2 separate regions of the Mus musculus genome follow, and region 1 is linked to region 2. A link is a loop called in an ENCODE intact Hi-C map of the cell type or tissue named here. Cell type or tissue: heart. All regions are shown on one strand.

Region 1 (5,000 bases), 70 kb before region 2:
AGAGGCAGGAAGATCAGAAGTTCATACCTATCTTTTAACTACGAAGGCGCTCTCTGCCAAGCCTGACAGCCTGAGTTGGAGTCCCAGACAAACATGGTGGAAGGAGAGAGGAGAATCTTAGAAGGTGTCTTCTGAGCATTGTGAAATGGTGGCGCACGCCTTTAATCCCAGCACTTGGGAGGCAGAAACAGGCAGATCTCTGTGAGTTTGAGGCCCATCTGGTCCAAGACAGCCAGGGCTAGTTTGAGGCCAGCCTGGTCTACAGAGTGAGTTCCAGGACAGCCAAGGCTGCACAGAAAAGAAAAGAAAAAAAAAAAATATGTATATATATATATATATACCCTGTCTCAAAAAAAAAGTTGTCTTCTGATTTACTTCAACAGTGTAGCATCAAGCAGGCACATGTAGGAACACAACACACACACTCAAAATTAAAATATACTTTAAAAAAACTTTAAAAGGAGAAAGAAGAGAGTTTATTCCTCAACACTGTAACACACAGCAGCAAGCCGGGGGGCTGCCCGGAGACTCCGCAGCCAACCCAGAGAACTTGTTGGATACTGTAAGAGCAAGGGATGTGACAAAGAATGGTTTTCCTCCCAGCCTGACCTCCCGTCCCTGATCCCATAGGCCGGACACACCAGCTTCGTGTGCACTGCAGTGCCCTTGGCCACCCTATCGTGGGTGACCTGACTTATGGCCAGGCTGAGGACCAGGAGGACCAACCTTTCCGCATGATGCTGCACGCCTTCTACCTACGCATCCCCACACAGGCAGAGCGCGTGGAGGCCTGTACGCCTGACCCCTTCCTGCCTGCCCTCGATGCCTGCTGGAGTCCCAGTACCTGTGTTCAACCCCTTGAACAGCTCATCCAGGCCCTGAGGACTGACCCTGACCCAGACCCTATGAGTGGAGGGCCAAGGCCCTGCAGCCCCTCCACCCCACAGCCCAGGCCAGGTCGGCCCCCTCCTGAGACTGAGGCACAGAGAGCATCGTGCCTGCAGTGGCTATCAGAGTGGACACTAGAGCCGGACAACTAAGGGCCTCTGGGCTTTGGGGGTTGAGAACCACACCATCCAGCAGCTAGGCAGCCATGATTGCTGAGGACAGGGTTTTCGGGCAGTGGGAGAGATGCCCAGTAGGTAAGTCTTCTCTCGCTCGGCATTTCTCCAGAGGAAGCTCAGGTTTTCCTTCTGGTACAGCATTCTGCCTCTTTAGCCCCAGGCTTGCCCAAACCCCTAGCCAGGAAGGGCAAGGCCAGGAACGAGGATCCCCCAGGGCCCCACAGTGCCTGAGAAGGACCATCCTGGCATTAGCCTACCTGGACTTGGGTCACCTGCAGCCCCCAACCTGTCTCTTGCTGCCCGCCACTGTCATGTGCCTTTGCCTTTCCTGAACTCTGCCAGGGCCTCACCTCCTCTGCCTGCATCTAGCGCTTGGCCCCAATGCATGGGAGTGTGTTGGGGCATCTACAGAGGCATCCTCCATGCATGCCCAGTCCTCTAAGCCTGCCATGGATGCCGCTTCTGTTCTATGGGCTCCTAGCTGGAGCGTTGACATGTCACCACCTGCCTGGCTTCCACATAGCCATAGATTATCAGCGCCAGCCTTCGGGTCCTCTCCTGGGAGCCTTCTGGGCCTCACATGTCTGCCACAACACAGCCACAGCACCCTGGCTGTAGCTAGGGTCTAGGATTAAGAATAAATGTTCAGTGATCAATCTTGAGAGTGACCATGAGCATATCTGATGTGGGGTACCCTTAACCCTTCCTTGCTGAACCTGGTAGACCTCTAGCCTGTGACTGCTTAGCAGGACCCACTGTAGACCTCAAGGTCATGGCTGCTGCCGCCCTTCCTTCTCACAGGCAATGAGAAACTCGAGGGTTCTCAGTAGGAACCAGAAGATGGGTCTTAGGCCCAGGCCCCAGAAGGCCCCTCCCAGTTAGGAGCATTATAGCAGCTTTAAAACAGAGTCTCTGGGAGAGCCACTGTTCATGTTGACCTGTAGCCTAGGTGCCCAGAGTCCCAGTGCTCATGGGAGGGACATCACAAAGCCAACGTTCCCTCTGAAGTCTGCCTGGCTACTGCTCAGTCCCTCCCCATTGCAGTGTCTTCTCAGCTGCCCCCACTCTTGGCTTTGGACTATAACTCCCGTGATGGACCAGACCAGAAGCCATGCCCACTAGATCTTGGTAGATATTTCATGGAAACCGGGGCCATGAGGCCCTGCTTCTGCTTCCTGTGCCTCAGTTTCCCAGTCTGCAAAAGGAGAGCTTGGAGTAGACTGAAAGGCTGTGCTAGCCCCCACTGGCCACTCACGAAGTTTTTTTTTTTCCTTTTTCCTTGTCTTTCCATGGGGAGACACAGTTCTCTTCCTGTTGTGCCTCAACCCCTTGGTTAGTACAGGCCTAGTCATGGTGGTGATCTGGAGGGATGGCTCTGCAGCCCCAGGCTCTGGGCACTCACTTCCCTGGCAGCCAACTCCTAAGCTCTCACCTCTCTTCAGCAGCTGTCATACCTGTTATCACCACACGGGGGCACTGCTGGGTCCTGTCACAGGGCTCTAAGGAGCATGCTCCACAGCTTGTGACCTGTAGGGAGTGGGGCTGGGCCAACCTCACAACTTCATGGTTCTCAGGGGTTCTTCTCTGTCTGGCCTCAGACAGGGATCTATCAAGATTCCCAAAAGACTTTCCTGAGCACCAAGGCACATGCCAGATACCGGGGCAGCTCCTGCATAAGGAGGCTGCTTTCAGACGGAAAAGAGAGAGCCATTGCCTCTGAGAAGCCAAGCCAGCACCAATGGCAAATTATCCCAGAGGGAACAAGGCTGGGCTTAGCTCAGCTTAGCATTCATGAAACTCTGGGTTCCAACCCCAGCAGTACATTCAAGCAAGCAAAGCAACAAACAATCCTCTATGTGGTGGTGCACACCTGTAATCCCAGCACTCCAGGGTGGGAGGCAGACGATCCCAAGTTCAAAGTCCTCCGCTACATGACAAGGTGGAAGCCAGCCTGCTGGAAGAGAGCCTGTTTTACAAAGCAGTTTTGGGGAGGACTGGAAAGACGACTCAGTGGGTGACGACACTCTTGCTGTGAAAGTGTGAAGACCTGAGTTTTGATCCCCAGAAGCCACACAAAGCCAGACATGCTAGCTCACAGTCCCAAGTTTCTACTGTGGCATGGGAGGTAGAGACAGGAGACTCCTTGGAAGGGTATGGGCCAGTTAGCCTGATGTATGCAACTCTGAACTATAAGACTTATCTCAAGCCGGGCAGTGGTGGCGCATGCCTTTAATCCCAGCACTTGGGAGGCAGAGGCAGGTGGATTTCTGAGTTCAAGGCCAGCCTGGTCTACCGAGTGAGTTCCAGGACAGCCCGGGCTACACAGAGAAACCCTGTCTCAAAAAAACAAAACAAAACAAAAAAACAACAACAGCAACAAAAAAGACTTAAGCAATATGAAAGATAAGGCAAGACTAACACTTGACAGGACTGTCTTCTGATCTACACACACACATGCAATCACATTCATACATACATAAACACATACATGCACTCACATACACATAAACACGTGCACATACACACATGTGCACTCATACATAAACGTTTACTCATGTGCATACACACAGAAACACATGCATTCACATACATAAACACATGCACTCATACACATAGACATGCGCATGCATTCACACACAAGCACATACATAAACACATATACTCACATGCACCAAACATGTACTCATACATACACATAAACACATGCACTCACATACATACACACACTTAAACATACACATATTATTACAAAGAGAAAGAAGCAAATCCCCCATGGTAGGCATGGCCCTGGTGGAAAAGGAAGCAAAGCAGTGACTGGCATCATAGCCAGCACCCTCCAGGGCACAGGAGCTTCAGGTGGGTCCCCAGACAGGGCCAATGCTCCTCTCAACTTCCATGACCCATCCTACCTCCCAAAGGACAGGCCAGCTGTGGGAGCAAAAGAATTCAACCTCATGGCACAGGCTCTGCCAGATTTGAGCTGTGCCAAGTGCCTAGGCAGCACCAGTATACCAGCTATAGCCTGCCCTCGGGGGAGAACACCAGTGGTCAGTGTGAGGGGTAGGAGAGGTCTCTGAACTATCCCAGTAGCCAAGTACAGAGTGGAAAGTTGAGGCCACGGAGAAGTGAGATAGATGGAAGGCAGGCAGACAGACCAAGTTGGAGGAAAGTTGGAGCAGAAGGCCTGGGCCCTGCTCCAGAAAACACTCCAAAAACTATGTCTGCCTAGAAAATCCCAGCCAGTCCTCATGGTCTCCTGGGCCCCTGTACCTACTTGATTAGCACCTGCTCCCATGCCAGGTGGGATGTCACCTGCTGAGGCTCCAGAGTCCCAGTGGGGGACCCAGCTTGCACATTCGCCCTCATCTGTGGCTATGAGGCAGGCAAGGTTGGAAGGATATAGATTAATTAATTATACACGGCTCCTTGGAGGAGGGGCCATCTAAGACAAGGCTAACCTGGCCAGCACTTCAGACAAGGTCAAGCTAAGCAGGGGCAGTGTGCGGAAGGCCTTGCTCAGGGCTCTCTGGCAATGGCACTTACTGTGTGCCCTAGAGCCACTCACTCAGCCTCTCTGGGCCCCCCTATACTCATCTGGAAAGTCAGGATTTGAACTAGCGCAAGGCTGTGGGAGGGTTCAGTTAGCCACAACAGAAGAGAGGGATGGGATGTGGCCATATCAGCTATGACTCTACAGCTATGATCATTTGTTGATCCTGGGCCTAGGGCTGCCCTAGAGGTCAAGCCCACACTGGGCAGCCAAGTATCTGACCTCTGCCTAAGCTAGAATGTAGAAACTCTCCTCCAGCCCACCTGGGACCTGGAGGTAGGTGGAGACCCCACCACATGACACCTCCTCCCAGGAGCCAGCTCCGTGTCCAGAGCAGCCTTTTAAGCCAAAGCAGGAGATGTAAGTTAGTGGTGGAGTACTTGACT
Region 2 (5,000 bases):
AAAACCAATCCCTGTCTGAGTTGCCTCTTCCATGCTGTGAGCAGCTCACTCCTTGGTCAGCAGTAAAGGTTTGCCTTCTTGAGACACTTCAGTTAGAGTGGAGGTCTCTTTCTTTGCAACCTCAAATTTATTTCTAACAGAATGAAGCCCGGATGATTCTATCGTAAACCCTTGACGTCCGGGTTTGGATGTTGCTTTGGTCTCATATCATATCTTCTTTCCATGTCCTATCTCTCTCTCTTTTGGAATAGGAGAATGAATTCTGTGCTGTTGTATAGTGGAAGTATGTAACTTATTTTTTACTTTATAGGAGTTCACAGTTAAGAATTTGTCAGGATGGTAGGGAGGAGGTGTTGCCATGGTGTGCAAGGCCCTGAATTCCATTCTCAGCACCCAACAACAATAATAACATCCTTTAAAAGTAGAAAGTGCCTGGCGTGGTGGCACATGCCTTTGATCCCAGCACTTGGGAGGCAGAGGCAGGCAGATTTCTGAGTTTGAGGTCAGCCTGGTCTACAAAGTGAGTTCCAGGACAGCCAGGGCTATACAGAGAAACCCTGCCTTGAAAAAAAACCTAAATAAATAAATAATAAAATAAAATAAAAATTTCTAATAAATAAATAAATAAATAAATAAATAAGAGGCCACCTGAGACGCTGCAGCTATTGAGAGGCAAAGGCAGGTGGATTTCTGTGAGTCTAGGTCAGATTGGTGTCTTTGCAGAGAGTTCCAGACCTTCTGGTTATATGATGAGATCTTGTAATCTATCAGAATAAGTAATATTTGGGGCATAATGACACATACCTTTAATCCCAGCACTTGGAGGCAGAGAAAAGTAGATCTCTGTGAGTTCAAAGCTAGTCTGGGCTACATAGTGAGTTCCAGGACAGCCAGGGCTATTCAGAAACCCTGTTTCAAACAAATAGAATATGTAATAAATAGTGGCGCACACCTTTAATCCCAGCACTCAGGAGGCATAAACAGGAGGATCTCTGAGTCTGGAGCCAGCCTGGTCTACTTAGAGAAGTTCAAGACAGCAGGGATGACATAGAGACCTTGTCTAAGAAAACAAAACAAAAATAAAAAAAAAAAAAAATAAATAACAAAGTCAGATGGGCTGGAAAGATGGCTTATCAGTTGAGAACACGTTACTGCATTTGCAGAGGACCTAAGCTGTGCTCCCAGATCCCACATCAAGAGGATCACAACAGCATGAAACTCCATCTTCAGGGAATTTGATGCCTCTTGTCGCCACAGGCAAATCCACTCTCATGCATGCATGCACGGGCACACACACACACACACACACACACACCTAAAGGTAAAAAAAAAATGTAAAAATTAAATCATAAATACAATATTTTCAGCCAAACAGTGGTGACACACTCCTTTAATCCCAGCACTCAGGAAGCAGAGGCAGGCAGATCTCTGTGAATTTCAGGCCAGCCTGGTCTACAGAGTGAGTTCCAGGACAGCCAGGGCTACACAGAGAAACTCCATCTTGAAAGACAAATAAATAAATAAATAAATAAAATAAAATAAAATAAAATTCAATGGAAAGGCATGGCAAAAATAAAAATGGTAAATTCAGCCGGGCATGGTGGCGCACGCCTTTAATCCCAGCACTCAGGAGGCAGAGGCAGGTAAATTCAAGTAGTTCTCTACCCAACCCCTTTTAAATAAGTGTTTTCAAGTGTGGAGTCCCGGGGGCAGGGGGATTTCTGTGGTTATAATTTTAAAACTTTAAAATCAATCTGGAAACAGAAAGAAAAAAAAAAGAAAAATATGACATGCCTGATGAAATTATAGCAGACACCAAGGCCTGTACCGAGGATACAAGACACCTCGGGCAACCACAGTACAACTATCCAGCCTGAGAAATTGCAGCTACTTTGGTAATTCTTTGGTACTTCCCATTGCAAGCCACTGAGGCAGAAAAGTAGTCTCCAGGCGCCCTCTAATGGTAATATGGGGATGAGCTGGCCAGTCTCAGAGTTGAAGTCGTCCGACCCTAACCTCCAAGGGCAATGGCAGGAGACCTAGCAGTAAGAGGTAACTGCTAGAGGTTACTAAGGGGTAACTTGGTCTGAAAGAAACACTCACCTGACCGGAGTCTCTCTATTAAACTTACTCTTCCCATCTTCATCTTCTAGCACCATAACAATGATTCTGTCACGATGGTAGATTCTAGACAGGTGCCACTTCTCACACTGGTCAGGGAAAGGGACCCTTGACCATCATTAGCTAGCAGAAGTCTGATGCCCATGGGTATAGATCCCAGAAAGCCATGAGTAGCCTCAGGGTCCAACAGAGCTGCTCCTGGTGCTTTTAGATACCCAGAAGGAAAATGAAGGATGAATGAGAGAGCACCCCACATCTCAGAGAACCTTTAGCTGTTTATGCTCAAGCTTGGGGACTTCCTTGAATGTCTCAAGACTTTGTGCCCTTACCTTAATAAATGAGTTGCAACCGGGTGATAGCAGCGCACACCTTTAGTTCCAGCACCCAGGAGGCAGAGGCAGAGGCAGGTGGATCTCTGAGAGTTCAAAGCCAGCCTGGTTTACAGAACTGAGTTCCAGGACAGCCAGGACTACACAGTGAAAGACTGTATCTAAAAACAAGAAGAAAAAAAAAACAAGAAAGAAGTAAAGAAAAGAAGGAAGGAAAGAAGGAAGGAAAGAAGGAAGGAAAGAAGGAAGGAAGGAAGGAAGGAAGGAAGATGTCTCTTTTTATTTGATCATTACTATGATAGATGGATGGATGGATGGAAAGATGAGAGATAGATTAAAGTGTCAGAGTCAGCTAAATGCCTCAAAGACATGCTCACAGGCCAATCTGATGGAGAGAATTCCTCAGTTGAATTCTCCCTTCACACATATATTATGCTAACAACAAAAATTACCCATCATAGGGGTTGTCCGGGCTGGAAATCACACTGAGACCTGTTTTCTGTACTGTCTTCCCCAGGGCCATGTACTGCACTTGTGGATGCAGTGGGGACAACAGAGGCCTTGGTTGTTATGAGTGTCACCACTCAGGCACCCCATCTCCAGCCATACTGTCCCCTGTTACACAGGCCTTTGCAGGTTGAGGACATCAATAATGTATGTGCAGTATGCTGGTCCCTAAGCAGAGTGGAGGGTAAGCAGCCCAAACGTTCAGCAGGAGAGCTGATGGGAGACATGCAGCTGGTTCCCAATGAACAGGCCATCCAATTGGGGCTATTCGGGGAAGAGCTACAAGTGAGGAGAGTTGACAGGGATTAGAAAGCCAATGACTCCAGGACCATGGAGATTTGAACAAACACAACCACAAATATAACCTGAAATCTGACCTACTGACAGAGGGTGAGTTTGGGTTTCTCCTTGATCTTGTGAGAAAGGGGGGACAAGTTTCCCACCTGCCTAGGACTGCCCCCTTCACAGATAGCAGATAACATTTGAAGCCAGGTAGGGGCTAGATACAGGTAACCTGAGAGCGTTCCTGTATCCCTTAGTGAGCCTGTGGCACCAGGACCCTTACAGCCAGGATTAAATGTGTGTCCTGCTGGATGGAGCTGCAAGGTGGAAATAACGATGGGTGGGGGCACCAGGGGACCAGGAAAGTGCATCAATGGTACCTACCCCCTGAGCACTGCCTTCCCTTGCTGTACCCAGCTGGACCTAGGCAGTTTCAGGGTGGTTCAGCCATCAGCCCCTTGAACACAGAGACCTCATCCAGGATACAATCATAGCCGTCAGCTCCCAAGAAGTCTCAGGTTTCCAGCCATTCCCATGGTTTCTGGATACATCTCCCCCCCACCCCATTAGCCTGGCACTTCAGGGGGTTGGGCATTGAGGTTTCTATCTCTGTAGTTTTTCATTTGCTGAGAAGCCCCCCCCCCCAACACAAGCCTAAAATGCAGCTGCTGATTGATTTGAAGCTGAGCTATAAATAGCCACTGGCTCCAGCCAGGGCCAGGGGAAAATATCCCATTGCTAGGAGACGACCGTTGCCGGGAGACCGCCATCACTAGGCGACTCGTGCTGCTGAGGTGTCAGCTGGGCCCTGAGTCATCCTCAGTCTTGACAGGGGGTGGGGCCAGGCCAAAGCAGAGGCCAGCAGAGAACCTCAACGCTCTCACCCTGTCATCAGGGCAGCCAGACTGATGTTCCACCTGCTTCTCTCCTGTGCACTTCAGCCTCTGGCTCTTGGCAGGGACAGGGTGGAGGAAAAGGAAAGGGCGGAGGAGTATAGGGAGACAGGAAGAGGAATGGAAAAGGACAGAGGGTAAGTAAAGAGGGAGAGAGAAGAAAGGAGGGTAGAGAGGATCGGGGGCATAAAGTATCTACCTGAGCTCAGGGTGACTCACTTGAAGGGGTCGCTCCCCACCAATACTGTGCACTCAAGGTATTCCTCCTTATAGCCCAACTACGTTTCCCAGAAGGGGTTCAGTGAGGGGAACGACCTGGGGAAGATGTGACCCAGCTGTGTGTCTCCCCAGCACTCTCCACACTAGAACCCTGAAAGGCCATGCCTGGAACCTCCTGTGGTAAGACTTAGAGACAGTGTAGAGCTATCATCATCACTCTAGGCTTAGGAGTGATCCCATGATGCTCCCTCCTCCCTCTCTATCCGAGCCAAATGTGCCAGCAGCCCTAGTCTTCATCATCCCCATTCTGTGGAGTTGGACCTTAGAAGCCTGGATAGAAGACAGTGTTCTCTGCTCTGACATCAAGGCAAGGGTGAGGAACATAATAATAGCCTTAGATGAGGGGTGTCTTAAGAGAGGGGTGCTTAAGACAAGTAAGACTGACCCGTGAAGAAAGCATCCTGGTTGAACTGGCCCTATATGCTACCCCATATTCTGTGCAGGAGACGAAAGTCCCTGGTCAGGCACTTGGATATTGTCTGACACAGTTCTCTCAGGATGTAAGATGTTCCAAAAGCGTCATCAGGAATGAATGATGCAGGAATCCTCCGTGGAAGGTGTTCCAGAAGCCAGCTTCCCTATCATCATG

Evidence for each region. Peaks named below come from ENCODE experiments on the same cell type or tissue, not always from the same donor. Only the 100,000 strongest peaks of a DNase experiment are listed, where the experiment ranks them.
Region 1: a loop joins it to region 2, with 9 times the contacts of the local background. A loop is called at or near these places in 28 of 42 quality-filtered maps.

What each region holds. Positions count from the first base shown.
Region 1 is chr17:25,729,739-25,734,738 of GRCm38, forward strand. Rpusd1 (RNA pseudouridylate synthase domain containing 1) reads left to right here. Exons shown (of 6, transcript NM_028009.4): 6 at 631-1,726. The coding sequence ends at 1,040. It also overlaps a transcript of Mslnl not described here. Among named protein-coding and RNA genes, the nearest start is that of Mslnl, 3.8 kb to the right of the region's middle. In heart, a CTCF peak has its summit at 2,529 (motif pointing right); DNase peaks (open chromatin) are centred at 1,539 and 2,533.
Region 2 is chr17:25,799,279-25,804,278 of GRCm38, forward strand. No RefSeq gene overlaps it. Among named protein-coding and RNA genes, the nearest start is that of Metrn, 4.7 kb to the left of the region's middle. In heart, a CTCF peak has its summit at 1,974 (motif pointing left); DNase peaks (open chromatin) are centred at 1,953 and 4,003; H3K4me3 peaks cover 881 bases; H3K27ac peaks cover 1,597 bases; H3K27me3 peaks cover 965 bases.